Regions from separate parts of the Homo sapiens genome. Here region 2 is linked to region 1. A link is a loop called in an ENCODE intact Hi-C map of the cell type or tissue named here. Cell type or tissue: heart right ventricle. All regions are shown on one strand. Each heading gives the region's core, and the rest is flanking DNA. Links, peaks and the distances in the headings are about the cores only.

Region 1 (15,437 bases), core at 7,125-11,124:
ACTCCTGACCTCATGATCTGCCCTCCTGGCCTCCCAAAGCGCGGGGATTACAGGCACGAGCCACTGCGCCCGGCCTAGTTTTTTAATATATCATATATTTTACTGACGTAATTTGCTTCTCTGCCTGCTTCTCGCCATTACCATGTAAAATCTATGAGGGTATTTTTTTTTTTTTAGAAGGTGGTGTCTATTTGGTTCATTGATGTATCATCAACACTTAGAACAATACTTGGCTTATAGCAGGCACTCAGAAAATACTTGTCGAGAAAGTGAATCAGAATCATTGGTATTTTTCATTTAAACACTGATGCCCCAGGGAGGGTGATTTAATTGGTATGAGGTATAGCCCAAGCACTGGTATTTTTTGAAGACTCCCCAGGTGATTCTAAAGTGAAGCCAGCATTGCAAACCACTGCCTTCCAGATCTGAACTCTGTTGTTTTTCTCCTTTTAAGGACTTTGCCTCTGTGGCATATGTTGTTGCATTCTTAGAAAATCCATTAGTCTCAAAACTTAAATTGCAGTGGATGGTAGAAAGGAAGTTTGTGTTGTGTGTGATAGCATATTAGGGTTTAAATTGGATCATCTCATTAGAGTGGTTGGAGTGGACATTCTTCCATTTATGAAACCTAGGCTGAACTTCGATGCACAGGCATAGACCCCATGCTGCAGAGTCGAGTGTGTTCTTTGTTAATTTCCCAGTTGAGCATCCGACTTTTGTCTCTACGTTCAAAGAGAGAGAGGGGGTTTGAATCTGGCTAATTATAAACTTCATTTGCTCAAATGGGCTATGCGCATGTATTCCATACTCCCACCCAGAATGTTCACCTGCCCACCTGCCCACTACTTAAATTCTGTCCATCTCTGAATGCCCAGGGAAAGTCTCATTCCCTTTGAAAAGCCTTCCCCGCCTTCCCTGGCTGGCAGCCTCCCCCGGAACACCTGGCATTTTTACTTGCTACCTAGCACATGTTGCTTTGTTGGTGAACCTTTTGATGGAGGTGTCTTCTTTTTTCCCTTCCCTCCCAGACTCAGCTGGAACCTCTCCAAGGGCACTCAGCCATCTCTTTCACCTCTCTGTGTCCCCAGCAGCAGTCAGTAAAGGGATGTTGATGGATTGGTTCGACTATTCTTGTTTAATGTATTGACAGCGTCTAAGCACCATTGCCGAGGGGAAGGGATGTCACTCAGCGTAAACACCTTGGCATCGTCCCCTCTGGTTTATCGCTGATCTGTAGCATTCTCATTTTATGATTTTTTAAAGCAACTGAATACTTAGCTTTTAAGATTTAAAATCCCAAGGTTTCAGTACCATGTTTGAAAATGATGTATTCAAGAAAGCTCAGATACAATCTCTTTTGGCTTTGTTTTCTAAATCAGATTCAAAGTAATAAAATTTTAACTGCCTTTTAGGGGCTCTAAGAGGAAGCTCCAAGACAGAGCAAAGGGGCTGCTTTATAGGGCCCCTCTCTCTCCATTAGAAGTAGTGGCTTTTCTATTGTAGTCTTATTATCAAGTTGACATTCTTCACCTCAACAGCCTGGGAGATCAGGTAACCCGATACACTGGAGAAGGAGGAGGGTTTAGAAATGAAGTTCTTAACATCTTTGTGGCTCTTTGTAGCCCTCAGCTCGGGGGTGGAGGGAGTGATGTCATACTGAGACAGGAAATGTCATAAAGCTGGAAAATGTCATAAACCGATCTCCATCTGGTCGTAGATGTACAAGAAACAGCAAAGAAAAGCACATTGTGTTTTTATCCAAAGGGGATAAGGTTACTAGACCTGTACATCATGGGAAAGCTGTTGATGTAGCCTATCTGGCCTTTTCAGCAAGGTGTTTGGATGGTCCTGTGCAATGTCTTTGAGGGCAAGATGGTGCTATGTGGACTGGACAGTAGCAGCATGTGGTGATTTGCAGCTGACCCTTGAATGCCTGGACAGTGGATGGCGGACAGGTGTTCATCCAGAGAGAAAGTTCCAGAGTGAGTCCTGCACAGCTCTACCGTTGGCTTTATCCTGCTCCTGTTCAACATTTTTATCAACGATTTGAATACAGACGTGGATGACATATTTATCCCATTTGCTTATGACCCAGATCTGGGAAACACAGTGACCTCATTTCACACCAGAATCAGAATCTAAATAGGCTTACAGGAAAGGCCAAGCCTTGCAAAAGTCAGCCAAGGGGCTCAAGTGAAGGTCCTGCACTTGAATCTGAAAAAAACCACCTGCATTTTTTATGGGATGGTCAGGAGCCTGTTTTAACAGCAGCCTTTGTGTAAAACATGGAGGCAGGTCATGAGACCGTGTGATCCATGTGCATCAGCACTGGGATGTGACTCTGAAATAAGAGCAAATTCCAGGTTTGAGGAGGCCAGGGACAGAGTGTTGACCTCGGCGCTAGTCCTGCACATCTTGACTATTGTGTGCTGCTCCCGGCAACACCCGCAAAGGAGGCATTAGTAGAAGAGATGTACAGGAAAGATAATAGCTGCCTTCCAAGTCCTACTCTTTCCAGCCCATACCCCTAGGAACCATCGCTTTATCTGCTTCTTTGCCAATACTCTAACCGTCCTATCTTTTTTCCTTTAGTTGCCCCCACCCAACAAATTCTCTACACAAAATAAGTTCAACCACTGGCATTTTCTGCCCCTATGTGCTAGCTGCTAAGCATTTCTATGAAAGAAAAAATAATCACCCAGCTGTTTGGATTGGTGCAATCGCAGAATAATGGTCTCTAAGCTCATCAGATCCACAGGCTGGCAGACAGGTGGACGGACAGTCTTCAGGGCCCCAGTCACCCCAGGGTCTATTCTAACTCTTCCCCTCCCCTTCAAACTTTGACCTCCCTGTCTCCTCCCTCCCTCTCAGCAAGGAATCTTCATATTTTCTTCACAGAGGATGATCAGCGGAAACTCCGTTCATCCTGTTCCCTCACTTACAAAGGATCTATTTCCACCTCCAGCCTGCGCTCTTTCCTTCCTGCTTCTGAGAAAATTTCCCTCCTTTTATCAAAGATTTCCCCAGGAGCTCAGGAGCGTGTCTCCTCTCTTGCCTGTAACGATCATATTTGATCAGTATACTTTCTTTTCTGCCGTTAACCTCTCTGTGTCTGTGTTTCCTCTCCACCATGTTTAAACCTCCCCCTTCTTTAACTAATACCTCTTTGTCTTTATATCCTTAACAACCCCATGATTTGAAAATTTGGTCTATGTGGGCTGTTTTCACTTTTTTTTTTTTTTGAGACGGAGTCTCACTCTGTCGCCCAGGCTGGAGTGCAGTGGCGCAGTCTCGTCTCACTGCAACCTCTGCCTCCTGGGTTCAAGCGATTCTCCTGTCCCAGCCTCCTGAGTAGCTGGGATTACAGGCACACGCCACCACGCCCAGCTAAGTTTTTGTATCTTTAGTAGAGACGGGGTTTCACCATGTTGGCCAGGCTGGTCTTGAATTCCTGACCTCGTGATCCGCCCGCCTCATCATCCCAAAGTGCTGGGATTACAGGCGTGAGCCACCACGCCTGGCCTGTTTTCACTTCTTAAATCTCTCATTAATTCCACAATGGATGGTGTAGTTTGATTTTGCTCCCAGTTCTTCCTTGAAATGCCCTCGCCGTGTTCACCCGTGGTCCTCTTCCCCTGCCTCCCAGTGAATCTTTTCCATACTGACTTTGGTTGGCACTGCTCTTTTATGAAACTCTATTCTCCTGGCTTCTCTGACACCACTTCTCAGACACTGCTTTTCTCCTACCTCTTTAAATAATACTTAATCTCAGTCTCTCTGAGCTCCTCTCCATGGAGCCCTTTAATTTACTTTTGCAAAACCTTTATTCTCCCTCTACTTTTTTGATTGGTTTCATACTTTGCCTCTTAAACAAAGGTTCTCATCTCACCCTCTGGCAATTTGAGCCACATCTTCAACTTCAGTCACCACCTATGTACTGATCACTTCCAGATCTGTACCTTTAGACCCAACCCTCCTCCTGAGCACTGACTCACACATCCAAGTGTCTACCCGCCATCTCCATCTGGTTGACCCTCAGCTACTCCAGAGTAACAATGTCCCAAGCCAAGCTCACCATTTTCCCCATATAAACCTCTTCCTCTGCTCCCCAGCTTGGTCAGTGTCACCCCCACTCAACTAGCCCCCGAGACAAGACACTCAGACTCATCCCTCACCTCTCTATGGCTCTGTATACTTGTACATGGGGAGTTTGCAACCACTATCCATTGGATAAACTATTTCAGTGGCTTTTCTTGTATAGGACTGCTAAGACTTATTCTCATTTCTGGTCTGGAAGCCAGAATAAGGGCCAAAGCATTGAAGTTAAGGGAAAGACATACAGCCCTATGCTGGGCAAATTTTTCTATCTGTTGTACCTGTCTCCAACTGGTGTGGAGTGCCTTGGGAGGTTGTAAGTTTCCTTTTCCTGCGGCAGAGGTTGGAGGACCGATGTTACAAGATTGAGCTGGGTGGCTTCAAATGCTGATACCAACTTTGAGGTTTAATTCAGCAGCTAATAAGCCCATCCTGCATACTTTGTCGACATCATTTCATTTAAGCTCCCTAATAGATTATTAGCCCTATCGAATTGAGAAGAACCAAAAGCTCAGAGGATCAGGTAATTTTCCTAAGGTGACCCAGCTGGGTAGTCAGACTTTTAAAGGAGACCTGGTGTCCCCACAGTCCACTGTTTTTGGTAAGCCACTGCTTTCCACTTGGTGTTACAGACAAATTTCAATTCAATAGATTGGAATCATCTGCATATCCTCATTGGCACAATTCAACCTTTAGGGATAATAGAAAGGAGCAATTCTTTGATTCATAGATTAAATAAATTTGGAGCCCAAGTTCTCCTTAAATATGTCCCCATATCTATTGGCATGTTATTCTTCCTCTCCATTTCTATGGATACTTTATTGTTATAACAAGTAATTCTTTTAAAAATTTTTTTATAAAAAAATTTTTTAGAGATGGGGTCTGTGTTAGTCCATTCTCACACTGCTATGAAGAAATACCTGAGATTGGGTAATTTATAAAGGAAAGAGGTTTAATTGACTCTCAGTTCCGCATGGCTGGGAAGGCCTCAGGAAATTTACAATCAAGGCAGAAGGGGAAGCAAACATGTCCTTCTTCACAAGGTGGCAGGAGAGAGAAGTGCCGAGCAAAGAGGGGAAAGCCCCTTATAAAACTAACAGCTCTTGAGAGAACTCACTCACTATCATGAGAACAGCAGCATGGGGGTAACTGCTGCCATGATTAAATTACCTCCCACTGAGTCCCTCCCATGACACATGGGGATTATGGGAACTACAATTCAAGATGAGATTTGGGTGGGGACAAAGCTAAACCATATCAGAGTCTCTGCTGCCCAGGCTGGAGTGCAATGGTGTGATTATAGCTCACTACAGCTTTAAACTCTTGAGCTCAAGCAGTCCTCCCCCCTCAGCCTCCTGAGTAGCTTAGACTAACTACAGGCATGTGTCACTATGCCCAGTGAATTTTTTGTTTTGTTTTGTTTTGTGGAGATGGGGTCTTGCTATATTGTCCAGCCTGGTCTTGAACTCCTGGCCTCAAATGATCATCCCACCTTGACCTCCCAAAGTGCTGGGATAACAGGCATGAGCCACTGTGACGGGCCTATAAGAAGTAATTCTTGTATCCAAGTGCAATTTTCTTCATAAGCCACCACCTCCAGTTTGCAGAGGCTTGGAAAGAAACAAATGAGAAAGGGTTAGCTCTTCCATTTGCTTAGTATGGCTTTTAATTAAATGCAGGTCCTGGCTTCGGAGGTTCTGAGCTGCTGCTAAAATAGCAGCCTGTTGTGTGGCTCATGCTGAGGAGGTCAGTCCTGGGTTTTATTTTACAAACTCAACAGAAAAGATGTCATACATTACAGGGGAATTGGCTTGAGGTATAGGAAGAATATGTAAGCAAATATTTACCTTATTTTAACTTTTGCCTCTGACACATTGTCCCGGTAGGAAGCAGAGGACTGATTAAAACAGCAGATACGCATCAAAACAGGGAGGAATCAGCTTGGGACAGTCACCAGGTGGGAGGAAAGGAGTCCAAGGGGACAGCCGAGCCAAGAATCTGAAACCCAAGCTGTAGAGACTCAACTTGCAGATAACCTGTGAGTGGTTATTTTTATAGCACCCATTAGCTGACACTCTTGAAACACTAAGGAGAACTTATCCTCTCTTCTCCTCTTACACGCTCTAAAGTATGTGATCACTTTTCCATCTTGCACCTGATCCTAACTTTGTTACGTGACTATTCAGAGAGTTTCTTAGCCTTTGGGCTTGAGGATTAGGGACAGTTTGAGTAAATGAAATCCAGCAATAATCCCCAAGGCTAAAGATAGATAGAAATAAGTAGTTCCTCCCTTGGTTTTTTTTTTTTTTCTTTTTTTTTCATCAGAGATATTCAGGGGCAAAAAGGTAAATGTCGTAACTGTACAAGGTGCAGGCAGGGGAAGATGATGGGAGAGTGAAAAGACTCCTGGGTGGCCCAGACACCAACACTCTCAGCTGTAGTCCAGACACGTCATCCTGGGTGAGGTAGCTGGCCTCTTGAGGTCCTAGTTTCCTCACCCTTAGAAGGAAGCAGTTGCAGTTAATAATTCCTAAAGTCGGCTGGGCGTGGTGGCTCACCTCTATAATCCTAGCACTTTAGGAGTCTGAGGTGGGCAGATCACCTGAGGTTAGGAGTTCGTGACCAGCCTGGCCAACATGGTGAAACCCCGTCTCTACTAAAAATACAAAAATTAGCTGGGCGTGGTGGTGCATGCCTATAATCCCAGCTATTTGGGAGTCTGAGGAAGGAGAATCACTTGAACCCGGGAGGCAGAGGTTGCAGTGGGCTGACATCACGCCATTGCACTCTAGCCTGGGCGACAAGGATGAAACTCCATCTCAAATAAATAAATAAATAAATAATTCCTAAAGCCTCTTTTATCTGTAAAAGAAGAAAACGTCCTGACACACAGTTGGAGCTCCAGAATCCACATGCTGCCTGTCTTAGTCCTTTTGGGCCACTATAACAAAAATTCCATAAACTCAGTGGCTTATAAATAAAATACAAAATAAAATTTATTTCTTGCAGCTCCAGAGGCTGGAAAGTCTGAGATCAAGGCACCAGCAGATTTGGAGTCTGGGATGGGTTTGCTCCCAGGCAGGGATGGTGCCTTCTAGCTGCATCCTCACATGGGGCAAGAGGCAAGGCAGCTCTCTTGGATCCCCTTTCTTTTTTTGAGACGGAGTCTGGCTCTGTAGCCCAGGATGGAGTGCAGTGGCGCAATCTCAGCTCACTGCATGCTCCGCCTCCCAGGTTCACGCCATTCTCCTGCCTCAGCCTCCCGGGTAGCTGGGACTACAGGCGCCCACCACCACGCCCAGCTAATTTTTTTGCATTTTTAGTAGAGACGGGGTTTCACCGTGTTAGCCAGGATGGTCTTGATCTCCTGACCTTGTGATCCACCCGCTGTGGCCTCCCAAAGTGCTGGGATTACAGGTGTGAGCCACCTCACCTGGCCAAGGCCCCACCTTCTAATGCTATCACTATGGAGGTTAGGATTTCAGCATATGAATTTGGGGTTGCAGGGTGGGACACGGACATTCAGGCCACGGCACCACCTCTCACATGAAAACAATCATCCCTTTCCTGCCCCTCACTACTAAAGATCCATTCACGTCCACAATGCCTTGGACCTCACTTTCTGTCTTAGATGAACAAATTGATCTAAATTAAGCTACCCATAAAAAATATCCTGTTTCTGTTAGGAATAAGTTCCATTAATAGTAAAAGACTTGCAAGGCATGAAAAATTCAGTTTCCCTTCCACTGATGATGATTTCTTCCTCCAACTTTAGAGATTGTCTATTCTAATCTTGTATGTTATAAATGAACAAATCTCAACCCAGAGAGCTGAGGTGGCTTTCTAAGGGTCACACAGTGAAGACCGTTTGGTAGGACTTTTCCCCACTGCCCCAAATGGCAAGATACAGGTACTTGGCATTCAGTGTTTAAAAGGTAATTATAGAACTACTTTTAAACAGGAGGTTGTTTTACCTTGGCATTTTTTTAAGAAAAAAAAATAAACAAGTGTACTAGATTTGTCCTTTTAAGCCAGTTTAAGAAGCGTGCCTTCTCTGTGCTGTTGAAATTGGCAGGCCCACATCTTGCAGACAGACTGTTCTGGTCTACTTGGTTAGTTGTTATCCCAAATGCAAATCTGACTCACGGGTGAGATCATGAGAAATCTGGGCTATTTTTCTTGATGACTTTTTCTTTCCTCTTCCAATTTTCTTTTGCGGTATTTGGCTCCGTGTGATACCCATGCTGGGGAACAGAACCTTGAAAGGGTTGTTCCTAGGATGGTCACTGCTGTCGTATGAATCACAAGACAGCTGGGGCAGGCTTGGCCCTGAACCGTTTGTGGCTTTGGTGTGGAAGTTTAGGGTGTGTGTGTGTGTGTGTGTGTATGCGGGCACAAGTGTGTGCTTGCACATGTATCTGTGTGTGAGTGTGATGGCGTATGGCAAAGTAAGAAGATTACTGCTTACTAGGATTTGAGCCCTTTTTCTAACCAATGGACTATTTTTATTCAACAAATGTTCACTTAATATCCAGCTTTTACTAGGCGGTGATGATATAGAGGGGTCTCTTACTGTCTAGAGAACATTATCTACAATTGAATAAGTAAATATTACCTAGCCTGTGTATTAGGGTAATGATAGTTGCTATTGCTGTGACAATTAAACCTCCAAGTTTTGTTTTGTTTTGTTTTTTTGAGATGGGGGTCTTGCTGTGTTGCCTAGGCTGGTCTTGAACTCCTGGTCTCAAGCAGTCCTCCCACCTCAGCCTCCTGAGTAGTCAGGATTACCGACACGCACCACCGCACCCAGCTGAAACCTCCAAGTTTTAACGGCTTAACATAACAAAAAATCATTTCTCTCTCACAAACAGCCTAGTGCAGGGCTCAAATCCCAGGAAGCAGAAATCTTATACAGGCCAGGGCCATCACACTCATACACAGACACATGCGCATGCATGCATACACACACACACACACACACACACACAGGCGCATGCATGCGTACACACACATACACACACACAGAAATACATGCACACACACACTAAATTTCTACACCAAAGCCACAAATGGTTCACAGCCAAACCTGCCCCGGCTGTCTTGTGATTCATACGACGGCAGAGACCATCCTAGGAACAACCGTTTCAAGGTTCTGTTCCCCAGCATGGGTGTCATACAGAGCCGAAAACCACAAAAGAAAATTGGAAGAGGAAAGAAAAAGTCCTCAAGAAAAATAGCCCAGATTTCTCATGATCTCACTCATCCTTGGTCAGCAGGTGGCTCTCCTCCACATGGTGATTCAGGGACTCAGATTCTCTCCATCTTGTGTCCCCACCAATGTCCTAGGGCTGCGAGTACTCTGCCCCCAACTGGTGGAAGGGAGGAGATGGTGGCGAGAAGGTGCATCTACTTCTGAAGTGCCTTGGGTTGGAGTGAAACACCTCACGTCCTCTCACATCTCATTAGCAAGAACTAACCAAATAGCCCTGCTCAGATGCAAAGGGAGCTGGAAAAGGTAGCCCGCAAGGAGTCTACACTATGAAGGGGGAATATATGGAATTGTGGTGTTTGCCTGCTATTTCTGCTACTGTCTGATAAGTACTTTACTGCAGGGGGTGCACTTGGGATACCACCCAGGCGGGTAAGAGAGGCACCTAACCTGGATTTGGTGCGGGGAGTCATCACACATTGTTCCTTATTTCCCCTCTTCTCCTCCTGAGCTTGATTTCACCTCTCCAGCCTGCCTCTTCCCCGTGTGTATCTCTCACACCATTGCACCTGCTCTTTCCTGTCCCTGGAATTTTTCTCCCACTTCACCTTGCCCTTCCTGTGGCTAGTGCAGTATTCCATCAGGGACAAGCGTGGAAAGCATTCCCCCAAGAAGCCTTTCCTGGACCCACAAATTCAGCTTGTGTTCTGGTCTTTTATGGAGGCAAAGAAAGGCGATTTTTATTTATTGGGGTTTGAAAGCTGATACGGTTTGGCTCTGTGTCCCCACCCAAATCTCATCTCAAATCGTAATCCCTATGTGTCCAGGGAGGTACCTGGGGGCAGGTGATTGGATCATGGGGGCGGTTTCCCCCATGCTGTTCTTGTGATAGTGAGGGAGTTCTCATGAGATCCGATGGTTTAAAAGTGTTTGGAAGTTCCCCCTCCCCCCCCTCCCTTTCCTGCTGCCTTGTGAAAAGGTTCCTGCTTGCTCTTCACCTTCTGCCATGATTGTAAGTTTCCTGAGGCCTTCCCAGCCACGCGGAACTGTGAACTAATTAAAGCTGTTCTCTTTATAAATTGCCCAGTCTCAGGTAGTTCTTTGTATCAGTGTGAAAAAAGACTAATCCAAGAGCCCATGAAAAGGCATGTCTGCTAATCAGATGGAAGTTTTACACACATAAACTTCAGCCTCTAGAGAAAAGAGAGGCAGGGGAGCCATAAGGTGATAGGGAAGTGAGGACGGGACCTCATTCATTCACACGTTCAATTTTCCAATAGCTTAGAGGGGAGAACTCCAGCCCTTTGGAGGTGGAGAGGCAGCGTGGGCTCCCAGATCACATCAGTTCAGGAACCTACATTTCTACAAGTGGGTTTTATGAGTTGTTTCTGAGGGTTTATTTCTAGGGAATAAATGGTACAAATTTTCAAATGCCAGTTGAGGAGTGGGACATCGAGATCGAGGCAGGGCCCTTCCTAGGGAAACATCCTCTTTGACCAGGGAGGAGAAGGACATGGTTATCCAGCCAGCCTCAGTCTTGGAGCAGAAGGTGGAGGGAAAGTAGACTCCTCTAGGGTCAGAACAATCATGGAATGCATCTTCCAGTTCCAACAGCCCCAGGATCTTGTAAAGGAGCATGGGGTTTTAATTTTTAAATACGAGAAATGAGCATATTTCTCCTGCAGCCGAGCTTATCTCCTTATTAAAAAAATATTTTCTTACTAATTATTTCTGATGATCTCAAGGGAAAGCGCCTTTTGCGATTATTTTGACAAGTTCATACATGCAAGGGGCTTGCTGATCCTGCATTTACAAGGCGATGGTTGCTTCTACTGTTTAGGTTACCATTAGAGTTCCCTAAAAATAGAACCATGAGCTGGGTGCTCAGAAACAAACTTGGCAGAATGGTTTAGGAAGGGGACTGAGCTAACCCCATTGGGACAGAATACAGTCGGTTTCTCTTATTCTACGCTCCAGTCTGAAAGCATGGTTTTCTGAGGCCACGCGCTGGGCCTGTATACCATAAGAGAGTAATTTCACTGTGAGCGTAATGATAAATGCAGAAACTGAAGGCAAAATATCCAAGATATGGGGTCCGTCTTTAAGATCAGATAGACCAGTTCTTGATTAGCAGCCATTCAGGAACCCTCAGACTCTCAGCCTGTGGGTGGTCCTCAGTGTTTCTTGTGACTTCTTAGCCCAAGCCCAAACATTCACTCATTCACCAAATATTGATAGAGTACCTGCTGTGTGCCAGCCAGGCGCGGTGGCTCACGCCTGTAATCCCAGCACTTTGGGAGGCCGAGGTGGGCGGATCACGAGGTCAGGAGATCGAGACCATCCTGGCTAACACGGTGAAACCCCGTCTCTACTAAAAATACAAAAAACTAGCTGGGCGTGGTGGTGGGCGCCTGTAGTCCCAGCTACTCAGGAGGCTGAGGCAGGAGAATGGCTTGAACCCAGGAGACGGAGCTTGCAGTGAGCTGAGATCGCGCCACTGCACTCTAACCTGAGTGACAGAGCAAGACTCCGTCTCAAAAAAAAAAAAAAAAAAAAAAGAGTACCTGCTGCCTGCTGTGTGCCTGGTCCCCTTCTTCTAGACACTAGGGATACAGGGGTGAGTGAGACACTCAAAACGCCTAGCCTACTCAGCACCCACATTCTAGGAGGTGGGAGGACAGACACGAAACAGAAACCAGAGAATGTGCAATAAAACTTCAGGTGGAACTAGGTGCTTCCGGAAGAAAAATGAGGCAGGTTAAGGGACTACGGAGGGATGGAGGGGACCTTGCTGGATAGTGGGGGCTGGGAAGGCTGCTCTGAGAAAGTGACAATGAGGAGAGGCCTGAGCTATAAGAATGAATCAGGCAGGCACAGATTCCAGGGCAGGAGGGCCACCAAGAAGGAACAGCCAGTGCAAGGGCCCTGAGCAGGGAAAGCAGCAGTGCCCACGGTGATGGAATGGGACGTGCCTTTACCTGGACTCCCCTTCATTGCAGCGATCCTGCCCCTCAACAGCTCACTCCTGAAGGCGTAGTCATGGGCTCCCTGACCCCTGCTCACCAGAAGGCAGGAGGCAGTGGGGCAATGTTGCTGGGCCCTGCTCAGGAAGGTAGAGGGGAAGTCTGCAGAGAACAAACTGCCTTTTTTTTTTCCTTTTTTTTTTTTTTTTTTTTTTTTGAGATGGAATCTCGATCTCTCGCCCAGGCTGGAGTGCAGTGGCGTGATTTCGGCTCACTGCAACCTCCATCTCCTGAGTTCAAGCGATTCTCCTGCCTCAGCCTCCCAAGTAGCTGGGACTACAGGCGCCCACCACTACGCCCGGCTACTTTTTGTATTTTTAGTAAAGACGGGGGTTTCACCATATTGGCCAGGCTGGTCTTGAACTCCTGACTTTGTGATCTGCCCACCTCTGCCTTCCAAAGTACTGGGATTACAGGCGTGGGCCGCTGCACTTGGCCCAAACTGCCTTTTTTCATTGTGTTGGTGAATGCGTGCAGAGATGGAGGTCTGCTTTCCAATCTTACAGGAATTTGCTTTTCGGTGAAAAGGAAGGAATTGATGAACACAAACAGCCTTGTGGCCCCTGTTCAGAGAAAGCCAATGGAAGTTGGTGGAAGACCAAACCACTCCTTTCTGTTCCTTAGAACCACGGGGCTGCCCACCACCGGGCAAGTGTCTGGCTTGTGAGAGTGTTCTGACTTTTCTGCAGAGAACTTCAGGTCTCATTGTCCCATAGAGCAACTTTGACCATTGCCCAAATAAATCCTTGGATCTGGCTGGTTAACAGCAGCTCTGTTGCTAATAAATCCTTTGAAATCTTTTGCCTTGTGTTTTTCATGACATATTTGCATGTCAGGATCATTTGGGTTTTGGAGTTGCGGTCTCCTGCTGTTCCTAACGTCATAAACGGATAGTAATAACCCAGGAGGGGATTATGTTTTGGGGTTGCAAGTAGATGAGCTTTAAAAACATTAATCTTATTTGTGGGCAAATATGGCTAATGATAGACTAGGGAAAACAAAATAATTCAAAATCTGCAATGAATGCTTGGTTATTTCCAAAGGGCCTGCTTTTTAATGAAGTGCAGTAAATAATGAAGAATAAGAGGGGAAAAAATGTAGAAACAGCATCCCAGGAGTTTCTTGGTGGTGTTGTTTTTGTTGTTTTAATAAAAATTAAAATAGACAAACCAAGGCAAGGGAGTAGCATTGACCTCCACTCCCAAGTGGGGCTGGGGCTGGACCTCAGGGCTGGATCCTATCTGTGGGTCACTGGTAAAAGCAAACCTCCATTACTGGGGTTCTCTGCGATGGGTGACTTTGCCCCAGGGGACACTGGCAATGTCTGGAGACATTTTTGGTGTCCCTGGGGGTGCTAAACATCTAACAGTGCACAGGACGTCCTCTCTTAACAAATAATTATCCAGGCCATGCGTGTTGCTTTATGCCTGTAATCCCACCTGTCTGGGAGACCCAGGAGGGAGGAACACTTGAGGCCAGGACCAGCCTGGGCAGCATAGCAAGACCACCTCTACAAAAAAATTTTAAAAATTAGGCAGGGGTAGTTGCATGCATCTGTAGTCCCAGCCACTTGGGAGGCTGAGGCAGGAGGATCACTGGAGCCCAGGAGTTTGAGGCTGCAGTGAGCTATGATTGTGCCTCTACGCTCCAGCCTGGGTGACAGAGTGAGACCCTGTCTCAAAAAAAAAAAAAAAAAAAAAATAAGATCTATCCAGCCCCTAATGTCAATGGTAGGGAGAAACTCTGCTTCCTGGCTGCCCCCTGTCCTGGCCTCATCTCCCGTGTGGATTGGCTCTTGCCACACTTTCCTGGGAGTTATTTCATCTCAAAGTGAAGCCTGCAAGGGGCCTTAACATTATCTAATACTAAGTTTTACTGATAGGACTTGCAGGACTTCACATAGATTGAATGGCTTTCCAAAGTTCACAGTAACAGAGGTGGGATCAATCAACAGGAAAAATTATTAGGAGCATTTGTAAAAGAAGAGGCTTTACAGGCTTTTTACATTCTACTCTTGGATGCTTACTTTGCTGATGCTTACAAGAACTGTTTGTTGAGTGTCTGTTACCATCTATCTGCTCTGCTACCATCTATCACCCGAAGAAACATGAAGGCTGTCTTAAATGGGCCGTAAAATAATAATAATAGTAATAATAATGTTGAGAACATTTGCTGAGTGTTTACTCTGAGCCAGGACTATACTAAACCTTTTAATAAATCCTGGATCTCATTAAATCCTCTCCACGACCCTGCAAGCAGGCACTATTAATGTTCCCATTTTACAGGTGATAAAACTGAAACGCAAGGAGCTTAGGAAGCAGCGGGTGAGGAATCTGAGCCTTGCTCTTCTGGATTGCAGAGCGGGCACTCCTAACTGCTAAGCTCACCCCTTTTCCTCCCTGATGCTTAGCAATTCAGTTGTTCCTGTAGTTAGGAGGCATTGTTTTCAGGGTGTTTGAACCTAAACTCAAGGAGAAGAAATGTACATACATCCTTCTGGCTCACACTGCTCAGGCCATCAGTGGGGTTTTTGCCAGTGTTTTGGTTGCTGCTGGTTTTGGATTTTTCAGTCATATCAGGACTTTAGTTTGACTTCCACAAATACTTTTGGTGAAGATTTACTGTGCCCAGGAGGTAGCTAAACATTGGGGGTTCAGCACTGAGCAAAATACTTGTCTTAGTTTGCGTTTATTTTATTTTATTTTATTTTATGAGATGGAGTCTCGCCCTGTCGCCCAGGCTGGAGTGCAGTGGCGCGATCTCAGCTCACTGCAACCTCCGCCTCCCGGGTTCAAACGATGCTCCTGCCTCAGCCTCCCGAGTAGCTGGGATTACAGGCACCCGCCACCACGCCCGGCTAATTTTTTAAATGTATTTTTTAGTAGAGACGGGGTTTCACCATGTTGGTCATGCTGGTGTCGAATTCCTGACCTCGTGATCCGCCCGCCTCAGCCTCCCAAAGTGCTGGGATTACAGACGTGAGCCACCGCGCCCGGCCAGTTTGCGTTTCTTTTAAAGCAGACCTTGAGATGAGGATTTGGGGTAGGAAGTTTGCTTGGGTACAGAAATGAGGAGGAAGAGGGAGGTAACAGAAAAGGGAGAGAGCTGAC
Region 2 (15,437 bases), core at 5,035-9,034, 120 kb after region 1:
AGTGGCGCAATCTCGGCTCCCTGCAAGCTCCACCTCCCGGATCACGCCATTCTCCTGCCTCAGCCTCCCGAGTAGCTGGGACTACAGGCGCCCGCCACCACGCCCGGCTAACTTTTTGTATTTTTAGTAGAGACGGGGTTTCACCATGTTAGCCAGGATGGTCTCGATCTCCTGACCTCGTGATCCGCCTGCCTCGGCCTCCCAAAGTGCTGGGATTGCAGGTGTGAGCCACCGCGCCCGGCCAAAAATTGGGAATCTCTTGAAGCCAAAAACAGAACCTGTTCAGTTTGTATTTTTAGCAATTTGTGGTAATGCCTGGCACGGGGTAGTGGGCACTCAGTAAATATTTAGGGAATGAATTGGCCTCAGTTTGGTATGCCTGTTCTCATCTCCTTGGCAGCTTCACGTGTTCGTTTTTATTAGTGTCCATGATTAATCTGTATTGTATTTTCTTGCCCACTTTGGCTGTGTTTCTGTCTTGCTGTGCTGGAATAAGCACTCCTGAACTGGAGCCATTCACTGCTTTAGTTGTGTCTTCGCTAGAGGATTGAAGACGTCGCCAGTTTCTGGTGGCTTTACTGTACCCCTTAGAAGCCCTGAGAAGCAAGCTCACTTTTCCAGAGTCAATAGTCCAGAGTCAAGCCTCCAGCCCTCTTCTGAAGAGTTGACTTAATGGGTTTATGGAACTGCATGAAATGGGAGAAGCAGCATTGGTAGAAAGTTTGCAGAGTGGGAGTTCTACCCTTGGAGCCTGGGGACGAGCTCAATAGTCACTGGAGGGGAAGGCGGCAGGAAAAGTCAAGCACGTGAGAGTGGGGTGGGGGGTGGAGTCGGCACAGGAATCTATCCATGGGCTGTGGGATTCTGCGCCTTAAGGATGCCGGGGGGGCTTCAGCCTCTGCCTTTGCTTGTGTTCCAAAGTTAAGTTCACAAGGCAGTTCAAACACCTTGTGCTTTTTCTTGTGGTTCTGAGAATGTTTAAATATGGAGGTTTTGCCAGAAGGAGGAGTAAGTTTATTTTTGATATTTCATCAACGAACATTAAAGTAGAGCATTTTTATTCGAAGTCAAAGAAAAGCGAAAGCCAGTGTCTATAGAGAAATAATGATGAGCACATTTCTGCCCTCTGGGATAGAAATAAAGACAGGTAGATCCACTTTTATTGCTGCGAATCTCAGAAGTTTAAATTTGCATGTCTGTCTTAGACATTTCCTTTTAATATACAGCTCCAAGCACAGAAGCACACATATAACAGGATGTTTTCAAGAGGCTGGTTACAAAAACCCACCCCAAACCGGCTTCAGCAGGAAGGATATTCAGTGGTTCCGCGGTGTCCTCAGGGTCCCAATCTCATTTTCCCTCTCACTCTGTGATCCCCAGGATTAAGCTTCATTTAGGCTGGAGCAGGGTAGCAGCAGCAGTTCCAGGCGTGTCACTGAGAGCTGATAACATCCAGAGGAAGAAGAGAGACTATCACATCTCAGCACTTTGTCTTAGGAGCAAGGCAACATTCTCCAGAAGATTCTAGAAGGCGTCACCTCATGTCTCATTTCCCAGTGTTGGGTCACCTGCTCATTCCTGAAACCCTGCTGCAAGGGGAGGATGTCACTTACACCACCGATCAGTTAGGCCCTTCTTTAAAGCTGAGGCCCCTGATGGGTGGAGGAGGATGGTTGAATCCTTACACAAAAACTGGGATTCAGGCTGAGCCCAGTGGCTCACACCTGTAATCCCAGCACTTTGGGAGACTGAAGTGGGCAGATCACTTGAGGTCAGGAGTTCAAGGCCAGCCTGGCCAACGTGGTAAAACCCTGTCTCTACTAAAAATACAAAAATTAGCTGGGTGTGGTGGTGCACGTCTGTAATCCCAGCTACTCATGAGGCTGAGGCAGGAGAATCGCTTGAACCCAGGAGTTGGAGGTTGCAGTGAGCTGAGATTGTGCCACTGCACTCCAGCCTGGGCGACAGAGCCAGACTCCATCTCAAAAAAGCAACAACAACAACAAACAAAAACCCAGGCTTCTGTTAGGGGGTAAAAAGGGAGGAAGTGGTGGGTATACAGTGCACAGTGTTCTCCATAGGCCATTGTGAGCATCTCTTAGAAGTGGTCGCCAACTCTATACTTCAATGTGTTAGCTGCTTAAATTCATTCAAATAAAGTCTTACCCAGAAGCATAAGCAAATGAAACTAATAGAATCAGAGCAGCTGTGTTTAAATGCTGTACGTAGTCCTAGGATCATGATTTGAAAATCACTGGTGGATTACTTCTTGTAATTACTTCAAACATTTTTCTATTTCTGACCTTTTCTTTCTGTTCCTGATCTTCTTTCATCCTTATAACACAGTTGTATAATGTGAGACAGACGTCTCATTTTGTCAGTGCCTATTTCAGGAGGTCAGTTGGCCAGAGGGGACTACTATTTACAGGGTTTGGGCGAATAGAGGCATTTAGGGAAGGCAGCTGGGCTGTGAGGAGCAGATTTGGGCATATGAGACCAGAGCCTGAGATAACAGGGGGGCCAGGAAGAGAAGTTCCTCCAAGTCAGGTGATGAGCTGTGATCCCAGGTCTGACTCATTCACTCTATGCCGGCACAGTGTGGGTGGCCGTGGCCCATGGGTGCTATCTGCATTCAGGAAGAAGTGAAAGGCCTGTTGAGGCAGGGTAGGGGTGCCGGCTGGGATTCCATATGTCACAAAGGCAGACAGACATGCAGGTCACAGACTCTGAGAGCTTCATTTTGGGGTGGGGTAGAGTAGGGTTGCCATATAAAATACCAGACAGTTTAATTTGAATTTCAGATAAACAATGAATAATATTTTAGTATAAATATGTCCCAACTATTACATGGGACATACCTACATTAAGATATACTACAATATTTGGAGCATACTTATATTAAAACATTATTTCTTGTTTTCAGAAATTCATTTTTAACTGGGAGCTATACATTCTTATTTGCTGAATCTTACAACCCTACATGGGTGGGAAATGAGGAGTCTCCGGAGACATTAGGATGTTAAAATTAACCTTCTTCCTGTGGTCCCAGTCTCAGTCATGCAGGAGTTGGCACCTCTTGTTCTAATTGATCAATAGTTTCCAGGACCATGTTATACCAGTTACCCAAAACACTCATTACAAGTACAGGTATCTGCTCGCTACCACCACCCCCAGGTCTTGGGAATCAGAATCTCTAAGGATTGGATCTGGATCTAGCGTATCTTTAAGAAGCCCAGATGATTCTGGGGTTCAGGCTGGCTTGGAAAGACCACTTTAGATTTTTTTTTTTTTTTTTTTTTTTTGAGAAAGAGTGTTGCGCTATCACCCAGGCTGGAGTGAAGTGGCACGATCTCGGCTTACCACAATCTCTGCCTCCCAGGTTCAAGCAACTCTCCTGCCTCAGCCTCCCGAGTAGCTGTGATTACAGGTGCCCGCCACCACACCCGGGTAATTTTTGTATTTTTAGTAGAGACGGGGTTTCACCATGTTGGCCAGGCTGCTTTTGAACTCCTGATCTCAAGTGATCAGCCTGCCTCAGCCCCACAAAGTGCTGGGATTACAGGCGTGAGCCACCGTGCCTGGCCACCACTTTAAATTTTAAGTTCCCAAAGGTGAGGACTTTTATTTAAAGTTGGTTTAAACTTTATTTTAGATGAAGTTGGTTTAAACTTTATTTTAGATAAAGTTGGTTTAAACTTGATTTATTGCACTCAATAAATATTTGCTGGATGAATGAATGATTTCTGCCTGAGGAGTCATTCCTCACTGGCTTAACCAGTGTTTATCTTGTGGAACTTGGGAACACCAGAAGCATGCACGCGTCTTTCTTTCCATTTTTTTTTCTGGTCTTAAGACTCGTGGGAAAGGACTTGGGTGGAAGGTGTCATGGAGAGAGCCTTGGAGAACACGGGAGGGAAGGATGAGGACAGGACTGGGCAGGAGAGCACCTGAGCTTGCCAGGCAGGGGGCTAGAGCATCCGCATCGGGGAAGGAGGCCAAGTTTTTAATCACCTCCTCAGGCGAGAAGACTTGAGATTTCAAGTTGAGAACAAGTCTTCGGTTATTTTCACATAGTTTCTTTAGTGTCTCACTTGGCACAGTCTGCGTGCTCAGCATCACAAAGAGATTGATACTGAACTTGGAGTCGTCCAACCAGGGTGCTTAAAGTATGTTGGAAATGCTTCAGTGGAACCTGGTGGGTGGCAGGTAATGGCCATTTTGCTAATCTTGGTAATTCCCCAGATCGGCAGCGTGCCTGAGAGTGTCTATTTCCTATAGCACCTCCCTCTGAGGCCTCAGCAATGGAAACATTAGACTCCTGTCCTAAATGTACCCAACCGTCTACATTTCCCCTGTGGAGATGTGCCCTTGTGCCTATGTTGTCTCTAATACAAAGAAGTTTTATTTTTTTCCCGCTTCCAATTTCCTGGAGAAAGGCTTTGCTTAATGGATGAGAACCTGCCTTCCAATCTGCAGGGAGTTTTTGCCGAGTGACGTCATGGACACATAGTGCTCTGACTGTCACTGAGTCTCCGGTCCCCTCTCAATCTGTTCCCTCATCTGTGGCACTGGGACGCTGCCACAGGGCCTCAGGGCTCTGGGAAATGCAGGAGCTGTCTGGAAATTCAGAGCATAAGGCTCCTCGGTAGGGCTCCAGGTCAAGAGTGGAAAAAAGAACATGAAATCCCGGCTTTGCTTGTGACTTTAGTTCTGTCCCTCCCGTCCTCACCTCCTGCAGGCATTCACAGACACCATTCTGAGCGCATCAAAACTGCCTGTGAGTGCCCCACATGGCCACTTTGCTAGCTCCTGTAGTTACACTAAATCCAGAGGTGTCCTCGGGACCTGGGGCAATAGTGAGGTCCCTTCTTCGCAGCCCCGAACTTAGACATAAGGAAGTCAAGTTTTTATTTTGAGAATTAAACTAGTAAATACAACATACAGGGTTGGATAGCCAGTCTCCAAGTTTCCAAGGTAAGACATTGTCCTTGAATGCACGTAGAAAACAAACATCAAATCACAGTGATCTTGTGGAGGATGGACTGAAATCGGATTGTGCTTGTAATTCAGAGATCAGAAATCATTACTTATTGATGTCATAATGTGCACTTTGGAGAAAGTGGGTATGAATAGAAGGGGGGTGGTCAGTGCAAAACAGGGACAAAAACTCTAAGAGTAAGAAGTTAGTGATGCCTGAGGCTAGGCGTGGTGGCTCACGCCTGTAATCCCAGCACTTTGGGAGACCAAGGCAGGTGGATCACGAGGTCAGGAGTTCAAGACCAGCCTGGCCAATATGGTGAAACCCTGTCTCTACTAAAAATACAAAAATTAGCCAGGCGTGGTGGCACATGCCTGTAATCCCAGCTACTCGGGAGGCTGAGGCAGAAGAATCGCTTGAACCCGGGAGGTGGAGGTTGCAGTGAGCCGAGATTGCACCACTGCACTCCAGCTTGGGCGACACAGCGAGATGCCGTCTCAAAAAAAAAAAAGGTAGTCATGACTTTTCTAATGTTTTCTAGTAGTGGGGAGTCTTGGCTAAGTAGACAATTTCCTTTGCAAAGCCTCAACTACAGTGTGGGAGAGGGAGTGCCTGAAGCTACCTGAGCTAGAGCCCTTCCTGTACTCACCTGGGTCTCCTTAGTCCAAGTTTGCCTTTGCAGCATCCTGCCTTCAGGGTAAGCATGCATTGATTACGTGGATGCAAACATCCTGCCCACTTAGTAATTGTCTTTCCAATTGAAAATGAATGAATGAGCTTTCTTGCTGGTAACTGTATGTTTACACATGAGAAATAGATGCCCTTGCAATGTGCTGACAGAATTCATGTTTCCGAGCCTTAGAACCTGAAGACATGGATGGTAGGAAGTTCACCAAGGTCAGGGTCACCTTGTGGCACCTCCCTGGCAGTGACCTTTCCCAGCCCATATATATATGTCATATATATTATATATTTATATATATAAATATATATTTCCCATATATATGTCATATATATTATATATATATACATACATATATAAATATATTGAGACAGGGTCTCACTCTGTCACCCAGGCTGGAGTGCGGTGGTATGAGCATATCTCTCACTGCAGCCTTAAACTACTGGGCTCAAGAGATCCTGCCATGTCAGCCTCCCGGGTAGCTGGAACCACAGGTGTGCAGCACCAGACCCAGCTAATTTTTCAATCTTTTCTAGACACAGGGTCTCGCCATGTTGCCCCGGCTGCTCTTGAATTCCTGGGCTCAAGTGATCCTCCTGCCTCAGCCTCCCAAAGTGCTAGGATTACAGGCATGAGCTACTGCACCCTGCCCAGCCCTGTCTTTTAACTGTGCACATGCCCCTACCACAGCAGGATCTAGAGTGACGGTGGATCCAACCTCATCATTTCCCCAGACCTCGCCCCAAGGTTCGGTGGTTTTCGTCCTAGTTCCTCTCCATTTATGCTATCTCACGTCTTCTTACAGTCGCTCCACATCACTTCTCTCCCACCCTATTAAGGGCCATGATGGCACATGAGTAGCAAAGGGGTCATGGAGGGACTCGGGGTTAGTATATTCGCCTACCTCCTCCGAAATCTTTCCTTCTGAATTCTGAGTTCCTGACTGAAAGAGGTCAGCTGAGGATTCTTGTTCCTCTCACTCCCATGGACTTTGACTTTCCTTCTCATTGTCTGAGGCCTTTCCCACAGCAAGGCCTGGGAAATGGGGGAGCTTCTCAGTTGACATAAGGTTGAACCTTTGTGCTCCGTGATCTTTTGGTTTCCTCTGAGAATTCATTCTCTGCATCAGGCACTCCAGCCCTAGCTCCTGCAAGCAAGCAGGCGAGCAGTCCAGGGAAGGGAGAGGGTGGAGCTCAGTCTCCGCACAGTTTAGGCTCTTGCCAAATTCAAGAGGCTGTGGGGCCTCAGTGGAAACCCCAGATTTCCTATTGTACCCCACCCCCCAGGCAAGTTCTTCCCCACTTCTTGAAACCTTGGTTCTATTGCTGTTCCAAAGAGCTTTTATTCAGTAGGATATATTTCTTCTTGTATTCTGGAAAAGCTGGGATAAGGTTATAAGCACATAAATATAAAACCACCCCTGGGGCTCCTCTCCTCCTTTGTCTTGGCAGATACTCAAAGTCTGATAAAGCAATTTAGCCTATCTCCTCTGCAGTTCAAAACTTCCATGGTTGTGTATATGCTTCCTAATGAGGCCAGCTACTTCATCCCTGCCTCGCTAACTTAGCTCCAAGATTTGGGGGGGTGTAGGGGGAATGCCAGAGCTGGAAAGAAACTTAGTAAAACCACCTCATTTGGCAGGTAAGGAAACTGAGGCTCAGAGATTTTACATGACTTGCCTGGGGCCGTACAGCTAGCTAGTGGCAGAGTGTATTACTGGCTCTTATAAATATTTGAATCATTGTTAATTAATGATGAGGTCAGATCCTGAGTAGTTACATGCTAAGAATTTAAATACAGTAAATAGATTATGTACTCAAAAGTCTAAACACCAGAAGCATCTAACAGCACACTTGGTATGAAAGGATTTGTAAAATATCTATCCTGTTTTTAAAAAAAATCACTCTGGTGTAATTAAAGAATATGTGATAATGCTATATGTGGATGATGTGATCTACTGGGTTGTGAATGAGTGGGTTGGTAGTATCATGGCTGCCCGATCCATACCACATGGACAGGATGATCAGAAGGTAATGGGCAGTCACAGTGACCTCATGGCTCTCTTGCTGCTAACACAGAAGCCCTGACTGTTCTCAGTCAATTACCTATTCAGTAGATAGCAACTGTTTCAAAGCATTGAACTGCCATTGTACAAATATGCACATTGCCTCGTAAATGCCCTCTTTCCTCAATTAGTATGCTCTTTTAGAATTGAGATATCTAAACTCTAGAAATATTATTAACCCAGAACTGGCCAAATCCTGACATCCTGAGTAAACAGTCTTAAACCGCAGAGCTCACAGTTGAAGCCACAGCAAATATATTTTAGAAGTAGGTAGGGAACAGAAATAACTTCTAATATTCATTAGGGTTTTTTGGCCTTCAATATTCATGAGTCTACCTGCAATTTCTACTCATTCCCATTTTTATATGGACAGATAGTCCATAGGACATATAATATCTTCAGGTAATAGAGTCTCAAAATAGCTGCCAGGTTATCCTTTTCCATTTCATTCATTTTTTTTTTCTTTTTCCTATTCTTCAAAGGTCATCAAACCCAGAAATTGAAGGATCTTGGGCCTGCCTTGATGTTCATTTCTCTCATCTATAAAATTGAAGGCTGGAGGAGGTAATCCCTGAGGTTCCTTCTAGGTTCTTACCTTCTATAATTTATTAATATATGGAAACACCTCTCTCATCCCCTAAAACCTCAGCATTGACCTTGGAAAGCCTCACTTCTCAGAATCCATCCTATGCTCCCAAGTGCACCTTCCATGGGTCTTTACGCATTTTATTGTTGCTGTTTATTTTATGGTCTCTTTCTCCAGTGGACCGCAGCCTCCACAGGCTGTTCATCTTTTCTTTTCTAGCCTAGCGCAGTGCCTGGCAGAATCAACCCTTGTTGCATAAAAGGATAGATCAAATTCTCTGCCTCATACGCACAGCCCTTCATCTAGTGTAGAGTCAGCCATGTAGGCAGATACAAATTAGCTCTCCCAGGCCGGGCGCCGTGGTTCATGCCTATAATCCCAGCACTTTGGGAGGCCAAGGCGGGTGGATCACCTGAGGTCAGGAGTTCCAGACCAGCCCGGCCAATATGGTGAAACCCTCTCTCTACTAAAAATACAAAAATTAGCTGGGCATGATAGTGGGTGCCTGTAATCCCAGCTACTCAGGAGGCTGAGGCAGGAGAATTGATTGAACCCAGGAGGTGGAGGTTGCAGTGAGCTGATATCGTGCCATTGTACTCCAGCCTGGGCAACAAGAGTAAAACTTCGTCTCAAAAATAAAAAAGGCCGGGCACAGTGGCTCACGCCTGTAATCCCAGCACTTTGGGAGGCCAAGGCGGGCGGATCACGAGTTCAGGAGATCGAGACCATCCTGGCTAACATGGTGAAACCCCGTCTCTACTAAAAATACAAAAAATTAGCCGGGTGTGGTGGCGGGCGCCTGTAGTCCCAGCTGCTCGGGGAAGCTGAGGCAGGAGAATGGCGTGAACCTGGGAGGCGGAGAGTGCAGTGAGCCGAGATCGTGCCACTGCACTCCAGCCTGGGTGACAAAGTGAGACTCTGTCTCAAAATAAATAAATAAATTAAATAAATAAAATAAAATTAGCTCTCCCAAAACCTAAGCTGACTTAAGGGAGTCTCAGTAGTTTGTATTTGCACTGTTTCTCAATCAGTTGTATGTTTGTGTGAGACACCTGGGACTGCACAACTATGCTAATGTATCACTGGTTAAGTTTATGTGTGCTTTCACCTTTTTAAGGGGCAGACACATGCTCTGTATTTTTTGGCAACCCTCAAATCGAGGCAGGAACTCAGTAATAACTGCTAACTGGAAAAGTAGCAGGACTGAAGTTGAAGGACTCAGGATTATGTTCAGGGCCTTGAATCTGAGGGTGAAAAGTGAATGAAAGCAATATATTCACTAAGGATTTTATTCAGCTATAACAGAATATCTAATTAACAGGGCTTAGACAAGATAGGTGCCTGTTTTTCTCTCATGTAATAAGAAGTCTGGAGGTAGGATGTCTGGGGCTGGTATAGCTGCTCAAGGTCACAAGATGGTTGCTAAAGCTCCAGCCATCACATATGCATTCTAAGCAAGAAAAAGGAAAAAGAGACCCTATATGAAAGGAGCCTCCCTGGATGCCTCTCCCAAAAACTTCATGAGCCAGGACTGTATCTTATGTCCACTCCTCTCTGAAGGTGCATTAAGAAATGGCTTTTTGGCTGGGCACTTGCTCCTCGAACATAGGTGGGTTTCTGTTAGTAAGGAAAAAGCGAGCAGGATACTCTGTAGGGAACTAGAATTCTCTGCCACAGTCCCCTTCTTTGGTTACTGAGACATACCCTTCTTTCCATTCAAGGCATAGGCCAAGGGAGGTGGCACCCAAGCCTCATCCAGGTAGCATTTCCAGACTAGAGCCCCAGACTTCTGGGTGTTATGTGGTCTTCTCCATCAGTGCTAGATAGGGCTCCTTGTGAGCAATCTTTGGTACCCCCAAAATACAATACTGGAAAAGGTATAAAATAAGTACAATAAAAACTTCCGGGCTGGGCGTGGTGGCTCATGCCTATAACGCCAGCACTTTGGGAGGCCGAGGCATCCGAGTCAGGAGTTTGAGACCAGCCTGGCCAACGTGGTGAAACCCCATCTCTACTAAAAATACAAAACTAGCCGGGTGTGGTGGCGGGCGCCTGTAATCCCAGCTGCTTGGGAGGCTGAGGCAAGAAAATCACTTGAACCTGGAAGGTGGAGGTTGCAGTGAGCTGAGATTGCACCACTGCATTCCAGTGTGGGCAACAAGAGCGAAACTCCTTCTCCAAACAACAAAAAAAAATTCCATTTATAAAAGAAGAGATGGAAAATATCGTGGTCACTGTCCATAGCTATGACCAAATCCTTCTGGCCAAGAATAGCAAGGGTCCTCACTCTGGCCACCCCTTGCTCTGGTGGAAGGAACTCCTTGTTTATGGCCTTCCATGGCCCTTGCCTCTTACTGGGAGGTCTTTTTTGTTTGTTTGTTTGTTTGAGATGGAGTCTCGCTCTGTCACCAGGCTGGAGTGCAGTGGTGCAATCTCGGCTCACTGCAACCTCCACCTCCTGAGTCTCCTGCCTCAGCCTCCCGAGTAGCTAGGACTACAGGCACCCGCCACCATGCCCAGCTAATTTTTGTATTTTTAGTAGAGACAGGGTTTCACCACGTTGGCCAGGATTGTCTCAGTCTCTTGACCTCAGGTGATCCTCCCACCTCGGCCTCCCAAAGTGCTGGGATTACAGGCGTGAGCCACCGCTCCTGGCCCCGGGAGGTCATTCTTCATTCACTGTCCACCATGGCCACTTTTGTGATGGGCACAGGAAGGACACCTTTTCTGGGGGCTGAACATTTTTTGAAGCCTTACTTGTTGGTGTCAGTTGCAGGTGAGAAAGAGGGAGAGGAAGAGTTGCAAGGTTGCTGTAGAGATTTAAGCATCCCAGGCTGTTGTGGACCAGGGCTGGAGTTTTTTTTAAGGTATCTAGTCTGTGTGTTTCTGGTCAATTCCTTATGATTTGAATCCTTTACTTTTTAACTTAGAATCCGCACCTATCTCTCTAATTTTTTTTTTTTTTTTTTTTTTTTTGAGACAGAGTCTCGCTCTTTCGCTCAGGCCGGACTGCAGTGGCACGATCTCGGCTCACTGCAAGCTCCGCCTCCTGGGTTCATGCCATTCTCCTGCCTCAGCCTCCTGAATAGCTGGGATTACAGGCACCCACCACCGCACCCAGCTAATTTTTTGTATTTTTAGTAGAGACGGGATTTCACCGTGTTAGCCAAGATGGTCTTGATCTCCTGACCTCGTGATCCGCCCGCGTCGGCCTCCCAAAGTGCTGGGATTACAGGCATGAGCCACCGCGCCCAGCCTGAATTTTAACTTAATGTATGCTACTTAATGTATGCTGCTGAGAACAGTTGAAACCGTGGTTTCTGCTGGGTAATCACATTTTTGCCAGCAGACTTACAAACTCCGGCTAGTAGGACACCACTTATCTGCTTCTGATAAAGCTGATTTTTGTAACCCTGCAAGGGTCCATAATGTGGGCTTCCCAGGCAATTTAGATTGCAGACTCAATGTCAAGAGGGCCTTTCTAAGCAAAGTGATAGTTCTCTTTATCTCTGATTGCTTACTGAGTTGGGGAGCTGTAGACTTTGCTGAGAGTGAAAAAGCACCTATTGGCCAGGCGCAGTGGCTCACGCCTGTAATCCCAGCACTTTGGGAGGCCGACGCGGGCAGATCACCTGAGGTCAGGAGTTCGAGACCAGCCTGACCAACATGGAGAAACCCCGCCTCTACTAAAAATACAAAATTAGCCAAGTGTGGTGGCGCATGCCTGTAATCCCAGCTACTTGGGAGGCTAAGGCAGGAGAATTGCTTGAACCCAAGAGGTGGAGGCTATGGTGAGCCGAGATCGTGCCATTGCACTCCAGCCTGGGCAACAAGAGAGAAACTCCGTCTCAAAAAAAAAAAAAAAAAAAAAAAAGGTTAAAAAAGAAAAAGCACCTACCAATATTCTAAATTTTTCTTACCATTTTTCCTAGCTCCACAACCTCAGTCAACATGTAAATGACTTTGCAACATTCAGCAGTAGGCAATTTGACCAGATACTTCACATTGAACAGCTAGGGTCAACACTTTCCAGTCCGCAACTTTCAAGTCCTTAACGTCTGCTTCCTGACCCCTCCTGCTCATCCAATTCCACATTATAGGTTCTGTTACTTTCAGTTCCCCCAACTTCCAGGCACTGAATTCTGTGTTTGGGGTGTAATTCAGATAATTGGTTGGACTGGTAAAAATCCACATAACAGCGACTTAACGACACAGGGGTTTATTTTTCCTCTAATTTCTGCTCTTCCCTAAAGGAATGTTGGTGTAACCCTACCCAACAATTTCCACTTTCATCCCATTGGCCAGAACTATGTTGTATAGCTATCCATACCTGCAAGAGAGACTGCATTTTAGTTTAATTCATTGCCACTCCCAACAAAATAAAGGAAGAGAGAATGAATATCAGGTAGAGAGCCACACGCTTCTGACACAAACTACATGTTTATCATATGAGGCCCATCCGTGGCTGAGGAGCAGGGACCACCAGGCTGGGTGCTGGCCTGGTTAAGTCAGGTATAGTTCAGGGGGGCAAGGTCATCAGAAGCAGGCAGGCAGCAGGCTGATGTACAAGGAGCAAGGCCAAGTCCAATGGGTCTGGGTTCTAGTTCTGGCTCTGTTACTTATGAACTGTGAGACCTTGGGTATGTTAGTTCGCCACTTTGATTCTATTATTATGGTTTGTTTTGTTTTGTTTTTTTAGACAGAGTCTCACTCTGTGGCCCAGGCTGGAGTGCAGTGGCACAGTCTCAGCTCACTGCAACCTCTGCCTCCGGAGTTCAAGCAATTCTCATGCCCCAGCCTCCCGAAGAAGCTGGGATTACAGGTGCATGCCACCATGCCCAGCTAATTTTGTATTTTAGTGGAGACGGGGTTTCACCGTGTTGCCCAGGCTGATCTCGAGTTTCTGACCTCAGGTGATCCGCCCACCTCAGCTTCCCAAAGTGCTGGGATTACAGGCATGAGCCACTGCACCCAACCTTTGATTCCATTATTTATCTGGGCCTATAAAAGGGGGAATACTAACAGTGTCTCCCTGCAGCACCACTGTAGCAGTTAAATAAGGTAATCCATGGAAGGTGCTTATTTAATTTAATTTTATTATTATTATTATATTTGAGACAGACTCTCATTCTGTCTTGCCCAGGCTGGAGTGCAGTGGTGTGATCTCAGGTCACTGCAGCCTCCACCTCCCCGGTTCAAGCAATTCTCCTGCCTCAGCCTCCCTAGTAGCTGGGATTACAGGTGTGCGCCTCCACAACCAGCTAATTTTGTATTTTTAGTAGAGATGGGGTTTCACCATGTTGGCCAGGCTGCTCTCGAACTCCTGACCTCAGGTGATCCGCCCACCTTGGCCTCCCAAAGTGCTGGGATTACAGGCGTGAGCCACTGGGGCCCGGCCAAAGGTGCTTATTTAGAACAGTGTCTCACACACAGTTATGCTCAGAAAACATTAGCCAATGTTGATAAAATAGGGCCAGACATCCTTGTTTTATAAGGTGGTTGTGAGGATTGTGGGGTGGGGGGTGGGGGAACAGAAGAAGAAAACAAGGAAGCTCCTAGCAGAGTGGGGGCACTTCCCCCTCATTTCTTCTGTAGCTACATCTTTCCTCTTTCATCCTCGGGCAGCCAGGCAAGTCTTTACCCCAGGGCCTTTGCACCTGCAGTTCCCTCTGCCCAGAACAACCTTCCCACAGATATTCTTGTGGCTCAGTGTCTCACTTCATTCAGGACTTGTTATTGAGCAAGAGAGGCTGACTGCCCCATGCACTAGAAAAGCTTTATAATGGCTGGATGCAGTGGCTCATACCTGTAATCCCAGCACTTTGGGAGGCTGAGGCGGGCGAATCACTTGAGATCAGGAGTTCGAGACCAGCCTGGCCAACATGACAAAACCCCATCTCTACTAAAAATACAAAAAATTAGCTGGGCATGGTGGCCTGCGCCTGTAAGCGCAGCTACTTGGGAGACTGAGGCTGAGAATCGCTTGAAACCGGGAGGCGGAGGTTGCAGTGAGCCCAGATCGCGCCATTGCACTCCAGCATGGGCAACAGAGTGAAACTGTCTCAAAAAATTTTTAAAAAGCTTTATATTGAAAGTTGAAGGAAACGGGAGGTCTGGAAAGTCCCTTGGGCACGCACAGTTGTCTCTTCGTGCTAACTCATGGGTCATGTGTGCAAATTTGGGCGGAGTTAGTATGAAATGTGGAAATTCAGGCTGTGATTTCAGCGTGCTCATTCTGTGCAAACTCCAGGTGGCCATATTAGTTTGAAGCAATTTCAGCCAGTTCTTACAGCTCATGTGCAGGGAGTTTTAGTTTTCAGCAAGTTACTAATTTAAAAAAAAAATCTGTCATCCTACCAACACAAAAATTTCTGTTATTGGTTTCTTTAATTCTTTGGGGCACAATTTCAATCTCTCAAATGTCACCTTCTCGCTATCCTCTGACATTACCATAGTTACCATCACAGTACTGTCACCATCTGACGTCATAGTGTTTTGCATTTGTTTAATAATTCACCATCTTCAGAACACAGGCTTCAAGAAGCTTTCTGGGACATTGTTTTGTTCAGGACCCAGCACATGATAGACACTCAATCAACATTTGTTGAATGAATTAATAGTAGATATTTAATCATAGTTGGTTTCTTTCTTTCTTTTTTTTTTTTTTTTTTTTTTGAGATGGAGGAGTCTTGCTCTGTCGCCCAGGCTGGAGTGCAGTGGCACGATCTCGGCTCACTGCAAGCTCCGCCTCCCGGGTTCACACCATTCTCCTGCCTCAGCCTCCCGAGTAGCTGGGACTACGGGCGCCCACCACCACTCCCGGCTAATTTTTTGTATTTTGTTTAGTAGAGATCAGGGGTTTCACCATGTTGGACAGGCTGCTCTCAAACTCCTGACCTCAGGTGATCTGCCCGCCTGGGCCTCCCAAAGTTCTGGGATTACAGGTATGAACCACTACGCCCAGCCCATAGTTGGTTTCTTTTAAAAAATTTTTTTTTATTTTTAATTTTTGTGGGTACATAGCAGGTGTTTACAAAGTTAGTTTCCTTTTAAAATGATAGCATTTTCTAAAAGTGAGAAGAGCATAGGAAGATTAGGTGAAGGTCGAAGAACTTGGAATTTAGCA

What was found. Peaks named below come from ENCODE experiments on the same cell type or tissue, not always from the same donor. Only the 100,000 strongest peaks of a DNase experiment are listed, where the experiment ranks them.
Region 2: a loop joins it to region 1, with 3 times the contacts of the local background. A loop is called at or near these places in 2 of 110 quality-filtered maps.

Annotation. Positions count from the first base shown.
Region 1 is chr5:31,655,396-31,670,832 of GRCh38, forward strand. The region is part of intron 1 of PDZD2 (PDZ domain containing 2); the gene reads left to right. Among named protein-coding and RNA genes, the nearest start is that of PDZD2, 24 kb to the left of the region's middle. In heart right ventricle, for the core only: a CTCF peak has its summit at 9,455 (motif pointing left); DNase peaks (open chromatin) are centred at 8,211 and 8,419; H3K27ac peaks cover 787 bases.
Region 2 is chr5:31,779,430-31,794,866 of GRCh38, forward strand. All of the region lies in intron 1 of PDZD2 (PDZ domain containing 2), which reads left to right. Among named protein-coding and RNA genes, the nearest start is that of PDZD2, 150 kb to the left of the region's middle. RefSeq lists a silencer at 696-975. In heart right ventricle, for the core only: no CTCF peak of the experiment used is centred there; a DNase peak (open chromatin) is centred at 6,746; H3K27ac peaks cover 3,767 bases.